2 separate regions of the Mus musculus genome follow, and region 1 is linked to region 2. The links are chromatin contacts, found by Hi-C or POLR2A ChIA-PET in ENCODE. All regions are on one chromosome and are shown on one strand. Each heading gives the region's core, a stretch centred on a gene start or an enhancer-like site at or near the end of the contact. The rest is flanking DNA. Distances are from core to core; before and after follow the strand shown.

Region 1 (4,393 bases), core at 1,347-3,846, 34 kb before region 2:
GAAAGAGCATCCTGTGCCTGAACAAAGCAGAACCCAGGGTTTTAGTCTTGTATGGTTGAAGATTTAGGGAGCAAGGCTGTACCTAGCTAGCACCCTGTGTCTGCAGTGGGTTGAGCTGGGCCTTGAGTCACAGTGGCAGGTCATCAGTCACTCTGGTATGAACCAGTGATCTCTAAAATGTCTTTTGACTTGTGGCCTCAGTTTTCCTTTTTTTTTTTTTTTTTGGCAGTGAAATGTTGATCTTTCTGCTCTCCAAGATTTGGTTCCCTGCCAGTTCACGTGCACATAAATTACTTTCCTACTCTCAAGCAGATGTCACCTGTGCTGTCTATACTTTAATGATACTTTCTTCTTTGGGGTAGAAACCCCTCCCTTTTATTTCTTTGCTTAAAGTTTCACTTGGTAGCTTCCACAGCCAGGCCTCCTTTGGGGTTGAGTGCTAGGGAGAGAACGCTATCTCCTGCTAGCTCTCGTCCCTGGAGGGTTCTGCTTGCTGCGGATCGGAGGCTTTAGCCCAAGAGCTGAGATGAATTTGCCAGGGAGACATTCCTCACGCTTTTGTTATCTGTTTGCATTTCAGGACAACAGTAGTAGCAGCAGCTGCCTTCTTGGACGCCTTTCAGAAAGTGGCTGACATGGCCACCAACACACGTGGTGAGCAGATGGGAGGCTGCCTTCCAGCACTGACTGGATCCAGCACGTGGGCTCTCTCTCTCCCCCGGGCGGCTTCCCGAGAAGATACGGCTCGAGTTATCAGAGCCTGGCTGACTCACAGTTTTCATATATTTTTAACTCCGTGGGGTTGCACACATTAGAAGTTGTAACTAGTTCCCCAGATAGTGAAGTGTGTGTGAAGACTAGACAAGAAAGGAAGGGAGCCACTGTTCCTTCATGAGGCGGCTTGCTGTGGGTGTAACTCGAGGGATACGCTTAGTATAGAGCCTCGAGCTGCACCTTTGTCTTGCTGTGACTCCTCCAGCAGGTTGCCTTAGGCTCTCCCATGGTACCTCCTGGAACGGGAAGTCCTGGAGATGATGATGTGGCTACTGTCCTGGGTTCTCCACAAACAAGGAATCCTTTTATGATAGGCCCAGTATCTCGAGGGCCGTAACTGTCTCTCTGTCCCCAGTCTTAGGCTGCAGACCCTGTGAACAAGAGACAGAGTCCTGATGATACCCCACTAGACAGAGTGTCCAGAGCCTAACTGATATTTAAAATATGCTTATGAAAGCAGTGACCAGAAGGTGAAATCTTTTGAAAAGATTTCATGGTTTCAGAGAATCCCAGGAATATTCGTGACATGTGAGAGGTGCCAGAAGAAAGTGGATAGTGTAGGCCCACCTTCCTCTCAGTCCCATACAACCACTCTGTCTGCCTGCTCCTTGTCTGGTCATGCTGGGCTCCCTCGTTACCTGCATAGCTGTGAACCTGCTCTAACTTTGGGTGTTTAGTGCAAAGCTGAGGCTCCTTCCCATACCTCCAGTGGTTCATCACAACCGGCGGTGGGCACTTAATTAAATATTTATAGATTGAGACTCCAGCTCCTTTTGTTGCAGGACTGTCACGGGACCACAAGAGCCAATATGCCTCCCCCTTGTCCCCAAAAGGCACACCGTTGAGTAGGGAGACTGAGATGTGTAAATAAAGAGTGCCTGTGCAGAAATAGTATGTGTGGTAAGGTAATAGCCGAAGCTCACAGCACCAGGGGAATATCGGAAAGTGAGCAATTAACCTGGTGCCAGGGAATCAGGGACATTTTCCCAGGGGAAGTACCATTTCTCCTCCTTTCTGAGACGCCAACCGCATCCCAAAAACATTCCCATGGAAATACGACCGTGACGTCAAGCATCAGACTTCCTTAACCTGGTTTGTCTGTGTGGTGAAGGTACTAACTAACCCATGTAATTTTGAAATGCCTTTAAAATGACTTAGCTTAGATGTACCTGTTGTAGAACCTTGGGGAACCTGGATTCTAAAGGAGCTTAACATGCAAACCGATGTTTGCTGTTGTGAAAATGTGACTGACTGTCCATCCGTGTGGTGTCTCTCCTTCCCCCCTCAGCCGTGTCTGGAACTGTCAGTCATACATGCGTTATCTACTTTGTGCAAGTGCCGTGGTGTGTGTGGAGGCCAGAAGCCAGCTTGCAGGAGTTGGTTCTCTTGTTTCTAACGAGTGGGTCCCATCTTTGGCAGCAGCCGAAATTACCTGCTGAGCCTTCTCTTTTTTGAGACAGTCTTAAGTAGCCAAGACTGAGTGCCTTTGAAGGCATCTGAGGATGGCCTTGAACTTCCGGTCTTCCTGCTTCTGCCTCCTGGGTGCTGGGATGACCACTGTGAGCCTCCTGCCCAGCGTGGGATTACATTCTCAAGGATCTAGAATTCAGAGCATGTTTTTAGACTTTCCTGTTAAATTACTGGGTGGGTCCTGAAGGGGCAGCAGGAAGGGTGACCCCGATTGTCTATAATTTCCTGTGGGAAGAACCTGTGGTTTTGAAGAGGCTGCTCCCAGAGTCCCTCTTGGGGGGGCGGGGAGGGGATTGGAGGGCCTGGAAATTCTCATGCTTCCAGGGGAGGGGAAACGGCAACTGTTGGAAGAGAAGCAGGAAGAGGCTCTCAGTGGAGGTAATGGGTCAGAGCCAGGCTTGGGGGCTGGGGAGGTGGGGATGTCTGCTGCTGTCGGCCTGTGTGTCACTGTGAACAGACTCCTGTGTGATGTATCTTTAAGACATTTGGTTTCAGGTTGTTTTTGCAGTACAGTTTAGAATCCAAAGTGTGGTTGCTTTCTTTTATTGGATGTGGGAACCTGTATGCCTTAAAGAATATATGGCTGATATGAGCTGTTTCCATGGTGATGGTATGAGAAACTTGGAAGTACTCCTTATTCCAACAATTTAATTTAGTAAAAAAAAAAAATTGTACTCTTTACAAAAAAAAAAAAAATCTAAAAACTGCATTTAGCCTTGCCCCTCTTAGAGATTAGGTTTAATGTCCTTGGTAATCATTTTTGTCACCCTCAGTGTGTATGTGATTCTGCATACGCCTCCTCAGATGGCCACTCCTGGGAAACGTTGAAGCCCCTTGGCTTCTGCTCCACACTACGGTACCGATACCGTTCCTCGCCGTCGCCTGTAGATGCGCCTCGCTGTGTCTAGTAGACAAATGGACTTCCAGTGCCTGGATAGAGCGAGTTCTAATTATTATTCTGTGGCTGGATTTGTATCTTCCCTAGGTATTTGCCATTACAGGCTGTGGTGCGGGCAATGCTTGTACATCTATGAATGTCTGGTGTGTGTGTGTGTGTGTTGCTCTCATCTTAATTTTGTTATGTGCTTAGTACGTATGTCCATATTTATGTATACCGGTATGCCTGTGGCTGTGCCTCATATGAAGGTCAGAGGTCGATAGCAGGTGTCTTCCTCCCACACTGATCTCATCATTTCAGCCTGTCTTTCTGGCTGGTGACTCTAGGGTCCGCCTGTCTTTGCCTGTGTCCCAGTTCTAGCCTTAGAGGTGCCTGCCACCACACTCCGGCTTGTATGGTTGCTGGGATCCAAACTCAGCTCCTCATGGTTGGGCGGCAGTGCTGGCTCTCCAGACGAGTGACCTATCTTAGTGGTCTGTGTGTCACCACGGACAGGATGAGTGTGTAGAAGGCTGTTCACGTGTGAGCTTAAGGGGGCTCAGAGCCGTTTACTGTGCTGAAAGAGTATCTCCCAGGCTGGCTCTTTTGCTCGGAGACTTTAGATGTAGTGTTTAAACATCTCTCTAGTTAGAAGTTGGTAAAAGAGAGTTACCACTGCCCCCTCCCTTCCTGTTTTCCTCTGCCCTCCCTTCCCCTCCACCCTCTTCTCCCCCAACCCATGTCTTTCTCTTCCTCCTTTGTCTCTTCTTTAGTTTTTTGAGATACAATCTATGCCATCTACTGCCACCATACTATGAGGTAGCACAGCAGAGTGTCACATCTCTGTCTAACTATCTTAGTACCATTCGCCTTTCCCCATCAGCCTTCCTTCCCCAGCCCCCCGGTAACCACCATTCTATGTCCAATTCCTCCCTCCCTCCCTCCCTCCCTCCCTCCCTCCCTCCCTCCTTTAAGATTTATTTATTTATTATATATATATGAGTACACTGTAGCTGTCTTCAGACATACGAGAAAAGGTCATCAGATCCCATTACAGATGGTTGTGAGCCACCATGTGGTTGCTGGGAATTGAACTTGGGACATCTGGAAGAGCAATCAGTGCTCTTAACTGCTGAGCCATCTCTCCAGCCCTGAGTTCAGGGCCATTGAATATCTGTACCATATTTCCCCCCTTTGGCTGACAGTGTCTGTTTCTTGACCGCTGAGAACTGTACTGCTATAAATAGCTACAGATGTGTCTTCCACATGCAA
Region 2 (4,536 bases), core at 1,361-3,860:
TTTGTGCAGGTTTTGGGCACACTGGGAGTGCAGGCTGTCTATTTTTGTGTCAGAGGCAGCATCTCCCTGAGGCAGGGAGGGTGGAGGTGGAGGTGGAGGTGTCCCGGGTTCTGACATCTTCATGTCATTGTGTAGCTGCGGGGCAGCAGCTAGCCTTCTTAAATGAAATAGATTCGGGATGGCTCATGGTTACACGTCTTGGTCACACAGACCATTAGAAGTCGCCTGAGCTGTTGACCTGCATTTTCCTTATTGGCATGCATGGTTCAATTTAGGAAAGCTGATGTGGGAGGGAGCATGGATGCTGGGGAATAAAGAGCAGACCTGTCCCATCGTCTGTCTGTCTGTCTGTCTGTCTGTGTCCTAGTCTCCATACCCGGTATTTAAATACACAACAGCTTTAATATGCTGTGGGGCAGAGGTTCTGAAGTATGAGAGTGCCTGTTCAAATAGAGTAGGTACATCTTAGACATGTATACAGGGTTGACCTCACCCCTTTCCCAAATTCACCATGGCTTGCAAACTTAGGCCCCTGGAACACTAGAACATCCTGAAGAAGCTATACATGGCTGCATCACCCTACCCATCCCTTGACTTTCCCACTCCAGAGAGGACTGTAGACAGGCCCAGGAGGGAGCCTTCTCCTTTCTGCCTATTAATGGGAGAAGAAATGTAATAGACGAAAACGAAGGTGTCTGCCCTTTTCACATAATGAGTAAAAGCCTGACCCACTCATTCAGCTAACATTTCTTGAGCACCTACTGTATGCTGGCACAGGCATAGAGATGAGCACCTACTGTATGCTGACACAGGCATAGAGATGAGCAGGGCTTCCACTTACAGATTGCGAAGTAAGAGTGGGGTTAGAGGCCAGCAGCTGCGTGCAGCAAAGCACACCAAGTTCAGATACATGTTAAGTAGAGAGTGACCAGCTCCCCGCTGCATAGGGTCTGAGGGTCTTGGCATGCAGGGAAGCCCTTTATTAGTCACTGCTGAGTCTACTTCTCTCAAAGGGTTATGGTTAGGGACTATTTGGGCCAGGAATGTCGCCTAGCTGTCTCTCACTGAGGCCTGGGTGTGGGTGGGGATGGGGTCTATGGTTCTGTTAGCAGTGCCTACCCTGGCTTTGTGTGGACCCACTCCTTCACGGTCTAGTCTGTCCAGTTCCTAGGCATGGTTTCCTTCCATGTTAGCCTGAGCCAGTGGGAGCTTCTGTTTCTAAGAGCGAGTGGGAGACGTGGATCGACAAGCTTGCCTTTTGTCTGGATCAGTGATTCTCAACCTGTGGGTCATGGTCCCTTTGGAGTCATGGATGAAACGTCCTGAATATCAGAAATTGACATTACATACAGCTCCTAACAGTAGCAAAATGGCAGTTATGCAGTAGTAATGGAAATAGTTTTATGGTTGGGGCCACCACAGCATACAGCATGGGGAACTGTAGTGAAGGGTCTCAGAATTCAGAAGGTTAAAAACCACTCATATGGATGCTGGGGCTGTTGGGTGAGCTGGCAGGGACTGCTTGCAAGAATCCATCTGTTTACAGGAAGAAAAAGTCCTGGAAGGAAATGAACGTAATTTCTGTGGTGTTTCTGGAGAGCGGGTTTCATGACCGTTGGTTTCTCGGGCTTCTCATTTTTCCAAATGACCCTTGTATTTTAGAAAGAGATAATTTTTCATTGTCATTTTTGAGACCTAAATAGGTTGGTAAGTTTCCCTTATTGAACTTAAAGGATGAGAATTCTCAGAGGTTAACTCCCTCTTGGCCAGGCCCTTCCTGAAGCCCCCTAGCATCTCGCTGCCAGCGGGGGATGGGCTGTACTGCTTACTGGATATTTTCTCTCTGTCTCTGTAGATTGAAAACAACCTCATGTCTGGAGGACCGAGAGTGATCCAAATATGAGGTGTATGTGTACATGTACGCGTTCATCTTGTGTGTCTCTGTCTGTGTATATACTGTGACTTCAGTCAGTGCCTCTTCCCCAATGCTGTTGCTTCAGAGGGGAGACAGCAGCAGGAAGCCCCTAAATGTGAAGGAGAACTCAGCCCTTCACGGGAAGCACCCAGCAGAAAGGAGGGATGGGAAAGTGGGCGGGAGATCTCTGCCGAGTGAGTACAGAGGCATCCCACGTTCAGAATTTAGAGCACCCATCTCGTGGGCTTTTTTTGTACAAGCTTCACAGAGTTATTGTGGCTGTGTGGATTCCTTCAGTAAGCCAGAGACTCACATTTAGCACAGGATGGGAGGCGAGTGGGAGGAAGAGTTTAACTACAACCCAACAACTTCCTTTTCGGTTGGAGTCGTGGGTGAGTGATCTGTGCTATTGTGGGGGAAGGCTTGGCTGATGCACCGCTTTGATTTTGTTTTTACTCGGTCCGAGGGTGTGTGTGTCTGTGTGTCTGTGTGTCTGTGTGTCTGTGTGTGTACATACACGTGTTTATCTACATACATACCGTTTTCAGTACCCAAAGAAATAGACAATATACCCCGTGTCAGTGATTCCCTGTCCCTTCTCTCTGGGGTTAAAATGCTGCCTTTTCTGGGCTCCTGTCTCTGTGGCCCAGCTGATGCCAAGTCAGTCAGATGATTGTGTGTGCTGAAATCTAACTCTAGGCTGCACAGAGTGCCGTCCCCCACAGCTGAGGTCAGGGCCCGAGAAGGCCTTCTGTGCATGTGTGTATTGCCTTGAAGCCCAAAGGCGTTTTGGGGACAGCTGTAGGACACCCTCCAGCTGCCATGATTTGGGGGTGGTGCCTTGCAGTGTGTGCAGACAGAGTCTGACAGAGACCACCCTGATACTACTCAGGCTGTTTGGATTCCATGGATAGGGAATCATGAGGTCACTTTAAGGCAGAGGACAGGAAGAGGAGGGATTTTGCTTACATGCAGGTCTTTATTCCCGAGTAGGTGTTCTGTGTGGCCTCTTTATTTCATGATGTTCAGGACAGCTCTCCTGGCCTGGAGTTGACTTTGTTGCTTGTCATACTGCTAGCCATTCCTTGTGGTGATGTCTTACGTCACCCAGATTGGGCTAGAACAGCCTAGGTAGAGAAAGTGAATCCAGGATGAAGGGGAGGCTGCAGATAGTAGACCTAGCCTAGAGTCTTCCCCCCAAGACTGCTGTGGCATTCAACCGGTGGGGCTGATGGAGTTGACATAGACAATCCGAGTGCCTATGTCAGCCCGATTGTAGCTACGTGTCCTTAATCACTTTTAGAAACGAGCCAAGTGACTCCCTGTGACTTTGGGTAGCGTTTCTGCAATAAGCCTGTTGCAATCCAATTACTTCATTTTATTTAAAGAGCAACCCACCAATGCTGTGGAGCAAGGCACGTACACATGCGCGCACACACCATTCACAAGGTACAAACCACGTAAATCGGGAGAAATGGATGAGGAACTCTTCATTGCTCCTGCAAAGACTCTGAACTGTCCATGGAGCCTGAGCGCTGTGTTATTGGCATAATTTGTACGATTTAGCTAATACTATTATTTTACCTATTATTGATGTTGGAAAGAGTTGCTGTAAATGGGCAGGAAGGCAATATGGGGGATTGCTCATTGGGGTTCCCCTGTGGAGGTTATTACTATCATGCTTATTAACAGAGTTCAAAGTTCCAGGGGCTTGTTTACAGTCCTTTGAAATAATGCGGAGATGCTATGTTGGTTTAAGCAGCAGTAATAAAATAGACCATTTCGCAAATTTCTAGAAGCTGCAAGTCCAAGAAGAAGCTACCAGGAGGTAGCTGGCAAGAGCCTACTTCCTGATTTGCAGATGTAGGCTTTGATGGGTCCTCACGTGGGGGAGAGAGAGATCATCTTTCTCTTGCCTTTCCTTATACAGACTCTAACCTCATGCAGAGCTCAAGGACCATACCATTGGAAGTTAGAATTTCACTTGTGACTTTAAAAGAGACACAGACACATCCAGGCCACAGCCGCCGGAGAGGGACCTCCTCTCATAAAGCTTGTTGTCATTTAATAACTGGAAATGGGTCACCTGCTGGGTGAGAGCTGAGCTGCCTTCGTCCTCATTCGAGAATCTTCTTGGTGCAGCGGATGATGGTTGATGATAATACAGACTCAGAACTGGTCACAGTGTAGAGAGAAAGTGTCTGTGGAGTTCCCAGGCTACAGGACTTCTACATTGCACACACTCCTTCTGCCTAGGGCTCAGGGAACAACATCATGGAAGAAGGGGCGGAAAGATGGTAACAGCCAGAAGCTGGGGCCACTGGCACAAGTAGTGTCTTCTGATGGGTGTGTGTGGGAGCTGTGACAAGACTGTTACCTGCACAAGAGCAAGCCAGTCAACCTTCCAGCACTGATGGGGGGGTGGGGTGGGGGACTCACAAGCCACTACCCTAGCTACTGACAGTTGATGGTGACCATTTTCTCTAGGGGTGTGGTCTCTGATAGCTTGGCCACAGGACTGTGAATGGTCCTACCACCCATGAGCCGCTGGCAGCAGTGATTGAGCTCTGATGATTTAACTCTGGGCTTAGGGGAGCTGGGAAGGGATTGGGGAAGGGGGT

Evidence for each region. A loop is a pair of places that touch in the nucleus more often than their neighbours do. ChIA-PET counts read pairs that join two places held with the same protein, here RNA polymerase II (POLR2A).
Region 1: a map of left cerebral cortex shows a loop between it and region 2 (6-fold over the local background). The contact joins two enhancer-like sites. A Hi-C loop is called at or near these places in 6 of 37 maps with a recorded cell type or tissue (gastrocnemius, left cerebral cortex and v-Abl transformed pro-B cells). POLR2A ChIA-PET finds 5 or more read pairs at or near these places in 2 of 5 experiments (Patski and embryonic stem cell).

Annotation. Positions count from the first base shown.
Region 1 is chr15:59,051,279-59,055,671 of GRCm38, reverse strand. It overlaps Mtss1 (MTSS I-BAR domain containing 1), which reads left to right. Exons shown (of 15, transcript NM_144800.2): 3 at 581-654. Among named protein-coding and RNA genes, the nearest start is that of Mtss1, 29 kb to the left of the region's middle. Within about 2 kb of position 2,596, at least 1 of the 3 ENCODE cell types and tissues checked has a DNase peak (open chromatin) inside an H3K27ac peak, as active enhancers do.
Region 2 is chr15:59,016,880-59,021,415 of GRCm38, reverse strand. The region is part of intron 3 of Mtss1 (MTSS I-BAR domain containing 1); the gene reads left to right. Among named protein-coding and RNA genes, the nearest start is that of Gm41330, 25 kb to the right of the region's middle. Within about 2 kb of position 2,610, at least 2 of the 3 ENCODE cell types and tissues checked have a DNase peak (open chromatin) inside an H3K27ac peak, as active enhancers do.